Regions from separate parts of the Homo sapiens genome. Here region 1 is linked to region 2. Evidence: read pairs that join two places in POLR2A ChIA-PET (ENCODE). Cell type or tissue: HepG2. All regions are shown on one strand. Links, peaks and the distances in the headings refer to the core of each region. The heading gives the core; the rest is flanking DNA. Region 1 has its middle 7.7 kb from the start of ZBTB38. Region 2 overlaps ZBTB38 (zinc finger and BTB domain containing 38).

Region 1 (5,382 bases), core at 315-5,314, 71 kb before region 2:
ACAGTATTAGCACCAACTTCTGATTCAGAAACTGTGGTCATATAGCCAATCAGCCTATGAAAGAGGACAAGGTAAGCGCCACAGGAAGTCTGTTGAATTCTACTAATTCAGAGGTGCAAGGGGCATTTCTGCCTGGCTTTCCAGGCAGAAATATTAGGGAGAACATTTGAATTGAACCTCAGAGGCAAGTTAAATTTTGATAGACCAAGATGGTGGGAGGGATCCTGCCAGGCCCAGGGAACAAAGGAGCAAAGGCAGAGAAGCAGTGAAGCACAGGTTGTGTGTCTGGAAGCCTTGCGATCTGTCCAATTGTCTGCCATATAGGGAAGTCAGGAGGATTTAAATTAGATGATAGTTTGAGGCCAGAGGGTGGAAAACTTTGAAAGTCAAGGAAATGAATTTGTGCTTTATTTTCTAGATAATAGATCACCACTGAAATGTTCTTTTAAAAATGGCTTTATTATGATATGATTCACACATCATTCAATTCACCTATTTAAAGTGTAAAATGCACCCTTTTAAAGTGTATAATTCAAATTTTTTTAGTATAGTCACAGACAAATGCAACCATCAACATAGTCACTTTTAGGAAATTTTCATCACTTCAAAAAGAAACCTTGTACCCTTTGGCTGTCACCTCCCTAAGCCCCTATCTCCATCCCAGCCCTAAGCAACCACTAATCTATTTTCTGCCCCTATAGATTTCCCTGTTCTGGACATTTTATATGCATGAAAACATAGAATTTGTGGTCTTTTGTCAGTGGCTTCTTTGATTTGGCACAATACTACCACTAAAGGCTTGAACTACAGAATTCTCTAACCAAACTGGCTCTTTAGAGAGAAGGGACTGGATTCAGGATGGTGGATTGGGGCTGGGCGACCAAGGAGAGCCATTAGGAGGCCAGTGAGTAGCTGTTATGTGGTCATATGAGTGCTCAGTAAGGAAGATTTTGGCTGCAAGTAAGGAACACTGAACTACAAATGGCATAAATGACAAAGACATATTATCTTACTAACAGGAAATCTGGAAGTAGGTGGTTCTCGAGTTGGCCCAGGACTTACCAGTGTTGCCAAGGACCCAGCTCTTCCACCTTTCTCTTCACCATCTTAATGTACTGGTTTTTACACTCTGACCTTCCCCCTCATTGTTGGAAGATGCTGCTGCTCTTCAAGGAATCACCTCTTCATACAATTGCCTACAGAAACCTGAATCTCTGGCTTTTAAGGAAAGAAACTTTTTCCCAGTGCTCTACCCAAGAAACTTCCCTTCATGTGCCATTGGCCAGGATCATGCCACACATCCATGCCTTAGTTGCGAGGTAGGCTGAGCATGTGCCTATCTGCCATTGTCAGCCCCTATGGTGGGTGGTGAGCTGTGCCCAGCAAGAAGGAAGGAAGAGGTAGTGGCAATTGTGTAGGCTAACAACAGTGTTTGCCACAAGAGACAAAGAAGATCCAGGATAGTAGAGCATTCTTAGTCCAGCAAAGGACAGTATTTTTTGAAGATAAGAATGTGGTCAAATGGCACAGTGAAGATAAGAAAAACAGTAATCAATAAAAAGATAATGGGCCAGGTGCAGTGGCTCATGCCTGTAATCCCAGCACTTTGGGAGGCCAACGCAGGAGGATCACTTGAGCCCAGGAGTTCGAGACTGGCCTGGACAACACAGCAAGACCTCATCTCTACAAAAAGTTAAAAAATTAGCCAGGCATGGTGGTCCATGCCTGTGGTTCCAGCTACTCAGGAGGCTGAGGTGGGAGGATTGCTTGAGCCCTGAAGGTTGAGGTTGGAGTGAGCCATGATCACACCACTGCACTCCAGCCTGGGCAACAGAGCAAGACCCTGTCTCATAAACAAAAACAACAAAATTTTTTTGAGTTGTCTTAGTTTTTCTTATAAATTTGTCATAAGATGAAGTTTTAAAACCTCATATTCAATAGAAAACCAACAGTGCTTCCTATAAAGTGCCCATAATAATAAATACAAAAACAACAAAAGAATCTTACTAATTTCTAGTTAGACAGCATAGCCTACAGAAGACTCTAATCCTGAACCAAGCTCTCTACAAAAGGGTGAGATCCCAAGTGTCAAAGAGGCATTAAACACATGCACCACACAATTCAGTGTCCTCTAATGTCTGTCATAGACCATCTTAGCTCTGGGACCCCACAGTGCTGCTTATAATCTGTGCTGTTGACTCTAACTCCTGTATGACAAGCAAAGTCAAAAGAATCCCCTGTGTGCCTTGATGCTTGTTTCGGCGTGTGCCTGGAGTGAGGGATGAACGTCTTAAGCTTTGCCATCAGAAATTGCCATTTTTGTACATCAAAAAGGGTCTACAATTGTCATTTCTAATACAGTTCGGCCTAATCAACCACCAAAGATTTTAACATTGATTCTGGGGAGGCATGAGGGGATGGAAAATCTTTTAATTATATTTTATTATATTACTCTTATTTATGAACATGTATTATTTTTGAATCATTAACAATTCTAATTTTTAAAAAGTAAGGAACAAAAAGAGAGTGCTTAGTCTGAGCTGTCAAAAGCTGTGAATAAGCTGTAAGTCCCTGGGCAGGTCCCGTCATTTTTCTAGTCTAGGATTTCTTCACCTCGGCACTATCGACTTACTGGACCAGATAGTTGTGTTGGGGTCGGGGGGCTGTCCTGTGTATTATAGGATGTTTGGCAGCATCCCTGGCTTCTACCCACTGTTGACGGTATTACCCCCAAAATGACAATAAAAAAGTCTCCAGATGTTGCCAAACGTTTTCCAGGGGGCAAACGCACCCCTGGTTGAGAATCACTGCTCTTGTCCTCAGTTTCTCATCAATAAAAGGAAGCACAGAACCAAGTGCTTTAAGCTCACCTAAAGCACCAAATTCTCTGACTCCGTCAATGTCAAATCTGTAAATTTGTTTTCCAGAAGCTATTTTCCTCCAGAGCCACTAGAGGGGACACTCTGCTACACAAAGGACAAAAACAGAGCACTCAGGGAACTTTGTTTTCCTCTCCTCTTGACTTTGTTTCTGTTTCTGACCGCCCCAGCCTTAAATAAATAGTCTTTGATGTTGAGTGTGATAACCCCTTACCACGAAGCATGAAGAGTTGTTTGTCTTGTGCCTGGTGCCATAAAAGTCAGTGTTTTTAGATATGGCGGGGAGGGGAGGGCAAAATATTCTCTGCTTTTTAAACATTCTTTGTAAGGTAGTCAGATGAATCATGCCTCTAAAAAAAGATGTGCATTTCCATAAGCGGAGCCTGCAGGACAACCAGGCTGGGAGGTGGAAAATCTAGTTCTGTTCCTGGTCCTGCCACTTCTGGGCTGTGTGATGTTGGCCAAATTTCTTGACTTCTCTGGTTTTATATAGATAACAGAACTGAGGAAGCTGAGGCTGAGAAGTTAAGGTCACACAGTATGTTAAGTGGTCAAGCAAGGACTTGCGTCTGACCCATCAACTTCATAGAATAGTTGTGAAAACCAGAAGAGATGGAGAAAGTGAAAGAGTCTTGAAAAATAGAAAACCCCACAACAAGTTCAAGGTGTGAATGTGTAGATATTGTGGGAATGAGAGAAGGGGATGGCTATGGGGTAGCATGAGGGAGCAGGGTAGGTCCAGACAGCAAACAGAAGTTACTCCTTCTCCAAGTGTTGTAAATTACAGGAAAGAGCCTCAGTGCCCCCAAATACTTCACTACTGATGGAGCTTCATCCCTAGGACTTAAGGTCTCCATCCCTATAAAAGTGGACAGATCACTAAGAGGAGTTTACTTTATGCTCTGATGAGTTGTTTATACACCTCAGCGAAAGTGAGGGATCTACAACACTGGTTTTTAAACATTTTTTTAAAACCCTGAACCACAATAGAAAATATGTTTCACAGAGAGACCCAGCTCACATACATATTATAAAATCGAAACGAAAGTGTTAGTTATAATGTACTTGGATCTTTTCTATTGTTTTATTTTATTCTATCACTTGCAACCCATGCTGACCCACTAAATAATGAGTCCTGACCTGCACTTGAAGGTATTATACTAGAAGGTTTTGTGGAGGGGAAAGAGTTTAGGGTCCTGGAGCTGGTCTAGGGAGGAAACAGATGTGTCCTCCGAACAGTATTCAAGGATCCCTAAAGATGAACTTTTTACAAGTTTTATAGTTTTCCAAGGGCTGATTCTCTGAGGCGTGATTCAGGAGGAAGAAAAGAGAACAATAATTCCAAATTTGAATTCCCAAAATTCACCCAAATGAGTGAGGATGGGCCATTGGGTAGCAACCTCTAGACTGGATTCTCAGAGGTTATGATCTAAACCCCCCACATCATTAACATAAAATAGATAACATAAAATATAGATAGCATAAAATGACCACCAGCACAAAAAACATTTTTAATCCAACATTTATTGAGCCATTATTATATATCAGACATTGCACTAAGCACTTTACATGAGTGATAGGACATAAATTAAGTTTAAGTGTTCCCTGATTTTCTTCTCTTCCTGCCCACTAACAAGAGTTCTGGCTTTGTTTGTCCAATTTCTTTTTCTGCCCCAACAGAAGAAGAACTGGACAGAGCGGAAGGACCAGAGGAAGGCTGATTAGGACTGGAGAAAAGATTTCAGGGAGTTTGGGAGAAAGAAAGGGAGGCAGAAGCTATGGGGTGTAAGAGGCTTGGATAGGAGGGGAAAAGGATGCTGAGGGGAATTGAAGGGGCTCTTTGTGATGTTTGAGAAATGCAAGTATTAATATGAGTTAATTAGAAATTACTTTTGGTGACTAGACTGGGTTTCTTGGGCTGCAACCCTGCCCCCCACCCCAAGACTGCACCCTGTAGGTCATGGTCTGAATAGGGTTACATATGCATTATCTTATTTAATCTGCATAACAAACCCATGAGGTGGTATTAGTATTTCCTTTTTCTCAGATGAAGAAAAAGAACTTGATACAGTCTAAGTAACCTTACATTACATGCAGCTAATAAATAGTGAAACCAGGACTGGGACTTAAGACTTTTGATCATGAAAGCACAAGCTCTTAAGTCCGTGAGCATAGATGATTCCCAGTATAAACAATACCAGTTAATAAAATACTCGAGAATAAATTTAACAAAAGAATTGCAAGACTTGTACACTGAAAACAACAAAACATTGCTGAAATAAATCAAAGATCTAAATAAATGAGAAGGTTTCCTAGGTTTATGAATCAGATGACTGAATATTGCTAATATGGGATTACTCCCAAAATTGATCTGCAGGTACCATTTAACATCTATCAAAACCCCAGCTGTATTTTTTGCAGAAATTGAGAAGCTGATCCTAAAAATCATATGGCAATGCAAGGGATCCAGAATAGCCAAACGATTTTGAAAGAGAACAAAGTT
Region 2 (5,382 bases), core at 327-5,326:
ATTGGTACTCTTATGGGGCTTACATTTTTGCAAGCAGACAGACAATAAGTAAGTCCATTTTGTATGCAGTATATTGGAATGTTGAGGGCCGTGGAAAAGTCAAAAAGCAGAGCAGGGCAAGGGGGATCGTGAGTACAGGGGAAGGCGGCAGGTTGCCTTTTGGGGGATGGTGAGTGCAGAGGACAGAGGCATATTGCTTTTTGCGGGGATTGTGAGTGCGGGGGACGGCGGCAGGTTGCCTTTTGGGGGATCGTGAGTGCAGGGGATGGCGGCAGGTTGCCTTTTGGGGGATCGTGAGTGCAGGGAATGGTGGCAGCTTGCTTTTTTGGGGATCGTGAGTGCAGGAGACAGCAGCAGGTTGCTTTTTTTAGTCGGGGTGAGCCTGGTTTGTGTTTCAAATGCATGGTCATGTCACTTACTCGCCAGACATTTACTGCGTGCTCCTGCCATGTGCTGCGGCCTGGAGATACAGCAGTGAACAGTGAGCAGCCTAGAGAAGCAGCTCCTCCTGGAGCTTACTTTCTGGCGGGCAGAGTGGACAGTAAACAAGCAGGCAACGACGGGTGATAATTGCAGGTTGAGGTAAGCAGTATGAAGAAATAAACAAGGTGATGTGAGGGCAAACCAAAGGGGCAGCAGATAGAGAGATGGGGTGGCCCCTCCGAGGCGACATTTGAGCTGGGCCTGAAGCACGAGTCTGAGCCAGCCATGGGCAGTGCCGGAACCGTGTGCATCAAAGGCCACAGGGCCAGAAGAGACTGGGCAGGTAGAGTCCGCCCAGGGAGCCTGTGTGCCTGAGCAAAGGCAGCGCAAGGAGTGCAGTGGGAGGGAACGAGTGAGTCTGGAGAGTGGACAGCACAGGGCCTTGCTGGGCACTGGGAAGGGTCTGATTTTATCCTAAGATCAGGGGAAGTCCGCTGAAGGGCTTTGAGCAGGGCTTGACTTGATCTCATTTGTGGGTTTGTTTTTTCGTTTTTTGTTTTGTTTTGTTTTGTTTTTTTGAGACAGAGTTTCGCTCTTGTCACCCAGGCTGGAGTGCAATGGTGTGATCTTGGCTCACTGCAACCTCTGCCTCCTGGGTTCAAGTGATTCTCCTGCCTCAGCCTCCCGAGTAGCTGGGATTACAGGCATGCACTACCACACCCGGCTAATTTTTTTTGTACTTAGTAGAGATGGGGTTTTGCCATGTTGGTCAGGGTGGCCTTGAACTCCTGACCTCAGGTGATCCACCTGCCTCAGCCTCCCAGAGTGCTGGGATTACAGGCATGAGCCACCACGCCCGGCCTCATTTGTAGTTTTTAAAGATCACCCTACATACTGGATGAAGGATAAGCCGCATGAGCAGTTCCTCCATAGCCACCAATTAGGCAGATGCAGTCAGTTCTCAAGCTAATTCCAGCTGACATTTCTTGAACCCCCTGCCAGGTGCCATGGACCACACTTGGTGCTTTTCAGGCGCATCATCTCATTCACTCTTCACTGCCCAGTTTCTGATTTATCCAGGAAGTACCAATGTAAGCTGTGATTCACTGTCTTGCAGGAGAACCCAGAAACCCAGGGTGCAGAGGGGCAGGGAGTGGGGAGCGGCAGTGCAGTGGGGGAGGCGGATTTAGATTTAACACCAGAGCAGCAGCTGGTGCCTCGTCCATTTTAGGACAACTCATTCTTGTGATTAGCTGGAGGTTCACTCTTCTTCAGAAGCCAGAATGTAAACGGCTCTTCCCTGTGCCGTCCCCCAGAGGTAGCAATCAACTGAGAGGTACAGAGCCACCTTCCATTCAATCAGCCAGCCCTTTGGGTTCACAAGGAAATGACGGTTGGCTTTTGAAACCAATTCTTGATAAGCTCACCCCTAAAATGAAAATTTTCAGGGAACAGGAACCCTGTCCTGGGGAACTCTGGGACACATCATTCCCCACAGCATTCAGATTAAAAATACCTTCTATTAATACATTTTGGGGCCAGGCACGGTGGCTCACACCTGTAATCCCAACACTTTGGGAGGCCGAGGCAGGAGGATCATCTGAGGTCAGGAGCTTGAGACCAGCCTGACCAACATGGTGAAACCCCGTCTCTACTAAAAATACAAAAATTAGCCGGGCATGGTGGCAGGTGCCTGTAATCCCAGCTACTCCGGAGGCTGAGGCAGGAGAATCGCTTGAACCCAGGATGTGGAGATTGCAGTGAGTCGAGATTGTGCCATTGCACTCCAGCCTGGGGGACAAGAGCGAGACTTCGTCTCAAAAAAAAAAAAAAAAAAATATATATATATATTTGGGGGGGACTCTGAGTGTCAGTGGAATTTGGGTAAAACAAGAAATAGAGACACGGCACTCAAAAGGCTTCAGAGAGATTCTCTAAGCCTGTTTGCCAGATTTCTTAAGCAAGCAGGTGCCCAGGCAAGCTTGATCCTGAGATGAACCCAAGGCACACGAGCTACCCTGAAACACTGCTGCATTTCAAAAAGAAAAAAGAAACCCAGGACCTTTTCCCCCTTTCATCTTTCCAAACAAGCAACCTAAAATATTTAACTGGGCCCATTGCATCATTCATGAATCTGACAGTACTCGTTCTCACAATCCTATGTGCACGCAACTGCAAGTCCAGGGCCCTAATGTTTACCTTTTCCAGATAATAGGTGAGGTTGTCCAAGCTGGCCTCCCTCTCTGCTGAGTGCACTCCAGCAGCTTCCCGATGTTGGCCTTTAGAACAGCCTGAATTTCAGTTAAAAAATAAGCTTCCCCTGTCACACGATGCCTTCTTGAATCTGATAGCTTAAGTGCAGTAAAATCTGATAAATGTAGCTTTTCTGTGCCCGTTTCAGGCCACATTTAGAAGGCAACATCAACAGGATTTTCCTTTTCCTAGACACAGCTCAACTCCATAAAGGACTTCTGTTTTGTAATCTGTTTTCGAGATCTGATGCGTGTGTTTCTAACACCCCGTCACGTGAGGAGGTCTGACGTAGTCACCCAACATGACTTTGAGAAAATATACTGTAAAGATGTGTGTGGGATGGTACAGCCAGCTCACTGAAGCAAAATATCCTTTGTCGGAAAACTTTCCGCAGGGAATAACAGACCTGCGCAGTAGATTTCACTTTGATATGGCCCCTGTGCTGGCCCAGTATGGACTGCAGGTTTGACTTTTGCAGGATTCCAGGTCAGTATCCTAATACAGTGCGTTCTTTTTTTAGTTAGGTTTTATTTCTACGTTTCTTTTTATAGAAGACAACTTGCCATAGATGGAGGAGAAAGTTGCTCTGTCGATTCTGTTGTTATTATGTACGTTAGGAGCTGCGTGGCCAAGGGCTGGCAAGAGGGCTCTTGGCCTTTTCCTCTGATTAGAAGATTAAAAAAAATGGGGTTCAGTCTGGCCCTGGAGAGTGGCTTTGAATAAGTGACTTGTAGTTCTCACTAAGAATGTGGACTGAAAAGGTTTACTTAACTCTCCTCTCTGTAATGTCTTAGAGCTTTACTAATAAAAATATACCAGATTTTACTAACAAGCCCTATAAAGATCTGCATAATAGGTGCATTAGTTAACAATTTAAAGAGATTTTTCAAGATTCGTTTTGCATTGTAAGAATTAGAGTTTATATGGAAACTATCATTTTAAGTTTTCTTCTGTGCATTTCAGTAAGATCGCCTTAACTAATTGAAGGGAGAGAAGATTTAATTAAGCTGGAAATACTGGGAAGTAGTTAAAGTCAGATTATTGCCAAGAATTGTTTCCCTTATTTTCAAATTCATTCCCAGAATGAGTGAACCAATACTTAAAAGCAATATCCAGGATAGATTACTGTGATCAAGCTAACCTTTGAGACTTGGAAGGCAAGGATGCAAGCAATGATAGATTGATTGTATAAACAAATTGTAGGTAGCAACCTCAAAGAACAATTTTCACCTGTGTATAGTGTGGACCGGACTGTTGGTCCGCCTGGTTTTTCAGCCATGTTCAAACTCAAGAAATAGTCATTGCCTCAAACTTGGAAAATTAAGGACAGGTATGGAGAGTATGCATATCTGCATGACTGTGGGTGTGTCTATGTTTCTGTATTCCTTGGCCTCCATCTGTCTCCTGAGGATTTCTGCTTTGTGTTTCATCACATTTTTATTCACTGTCTCTTTAGTCCTTTTAGGCTTATATATATTTATTTTATTGAGTAAAATAATTTTTAAATAATTTCTTAGAAAAATTATTTAATTAAGATTTTTAATTAAAATTGTTTTGACTTTTGTTTTGTTTTTTTTTGTTTTTTTTGGTTAGCACAGCAGTTCTCAAACTTTTTGGTCCCTAGACTCCCTTACACTCTTACAGTCATTGGGTATGCAAAGAGCTTTTGTTTATCTGAGTTCTTTCTGTCAATATTTACCATATTCAACATTTTAAATGAGAATGTAAAGAACTATTAGATTGATGCAAAAGTAATTGCAGTTTTTGCCACTACTTTTAATTGCACCTACCTAATATTTATTAACTGATGGAAAATGACTGTGATAAATCCAACTGAATAATAAAATAACATTTTATTAAAAGTAACTATTTTTTAAAACAAAAAAATAATGAGAGGACTAGTACTGTTTTACATGTTTGCAAATATTTTAAAGTCTGGCTTGATAGAAAGACAGCTAGATTTTCATCTCTGCTCCTGCCTTCAGCCGTGGTATGCTGTTTTAGTTGAAGTATATAAAGCAAATCCAGCTTCTCACAAATAGGTAGTTGGAAAGGGAAGGAATTTTTTAATAGCCTTTTCAGCTAATTATGGATATTCTTTGATACTATACCAAAACTTGACAAGTGATAATCTCCTAAAAGTGTGTTTTTATTAGTAAATCTTTAAGAGATTGCAGAGAGAACTGTGAAGCAATCCTACATTCTTAGAACTCGAAGGCACTTTCTCAAGGCCGCTCTCTAGGGCCAGTTCCCCTCTGCTCACTCTCAACATCACCAACAACGGATTGTCATGCCTACAGGTGCAGGGAGTACAAAGATGAATCAGATTGTCCCTGTACTCAAGGAGCTCATAGGGAAGATATAAATGTGAACAAATGCATGATACCGTACATTGTAATGATGGGAAACCAAAAACTAGAAATTCCAGAGGAACAAGGCTATGCAGATAAGACATCAACTGAGACAAGAACAAATGAGGATTGCCAGGTAGGGGAACTAGGGACTGGGAGAGAAGGATAATCTTAAGAGGAAAAACAGTTTCTCTCCTAAGGCTTTATTCAGGCAGAATGTAGAAGTCTTCCAAAGTTATAAGAAAAGGGACCTATGACGAGGGAGAGTGTGTGCTGTGTGTGCACTGGGGGGGCGGGGGGAGTATGGTTGTAGGGAGTGGGGAGGCTAGGATGGAGAAGGGGACTTCTGCTTTTT

Evidence for each region. Peaks named below come from ENCODE experiments on the same cell type or tissue, not always from the same donor. Only the 100,000 strongest peaks of a DNase experiment are listed, where the experiment ranks them.
Region 1: POLR2A ChIA-PET joins it to region 2 with 13 read pairs; 17 of 35 experiments call an interaction of 5 or more read pairs at or near these places.

Annotation. Positions count from the first base shown.
Region 1 is chr3:141,358,081-141,363,462 of GRCh38, forward strand. It overlaps a transcript of ZBTB38 not described here. Among named protein-coding and RNA genes, the nearest start is that of ZBTB38, 7.7 kb to the right of the region's middle. In HepG2, for the core only: a CTCF peak has its summit at 2,965 (motif pointing right); a DNase peak (open chromatin) is centred at 3,061.
Region 2 is chr3:141,429,082-141,434,463 of GRCh38, forward strand. The region is part of intron 5 of ZBTB38 (zinc finger and BTB domain containing 38); the gene reads left to right. Among named protein-coding and RNA genes, the nearest start is that of RASA2, 55 kb to the right of the region's middle. In HepG2, for the core only: no CTCF peak of the experiment used is centred there; DNase peaks (open chromatin) are centred at 2,570 and 2,970; H3K4me3 peaks cover 2,956 bases.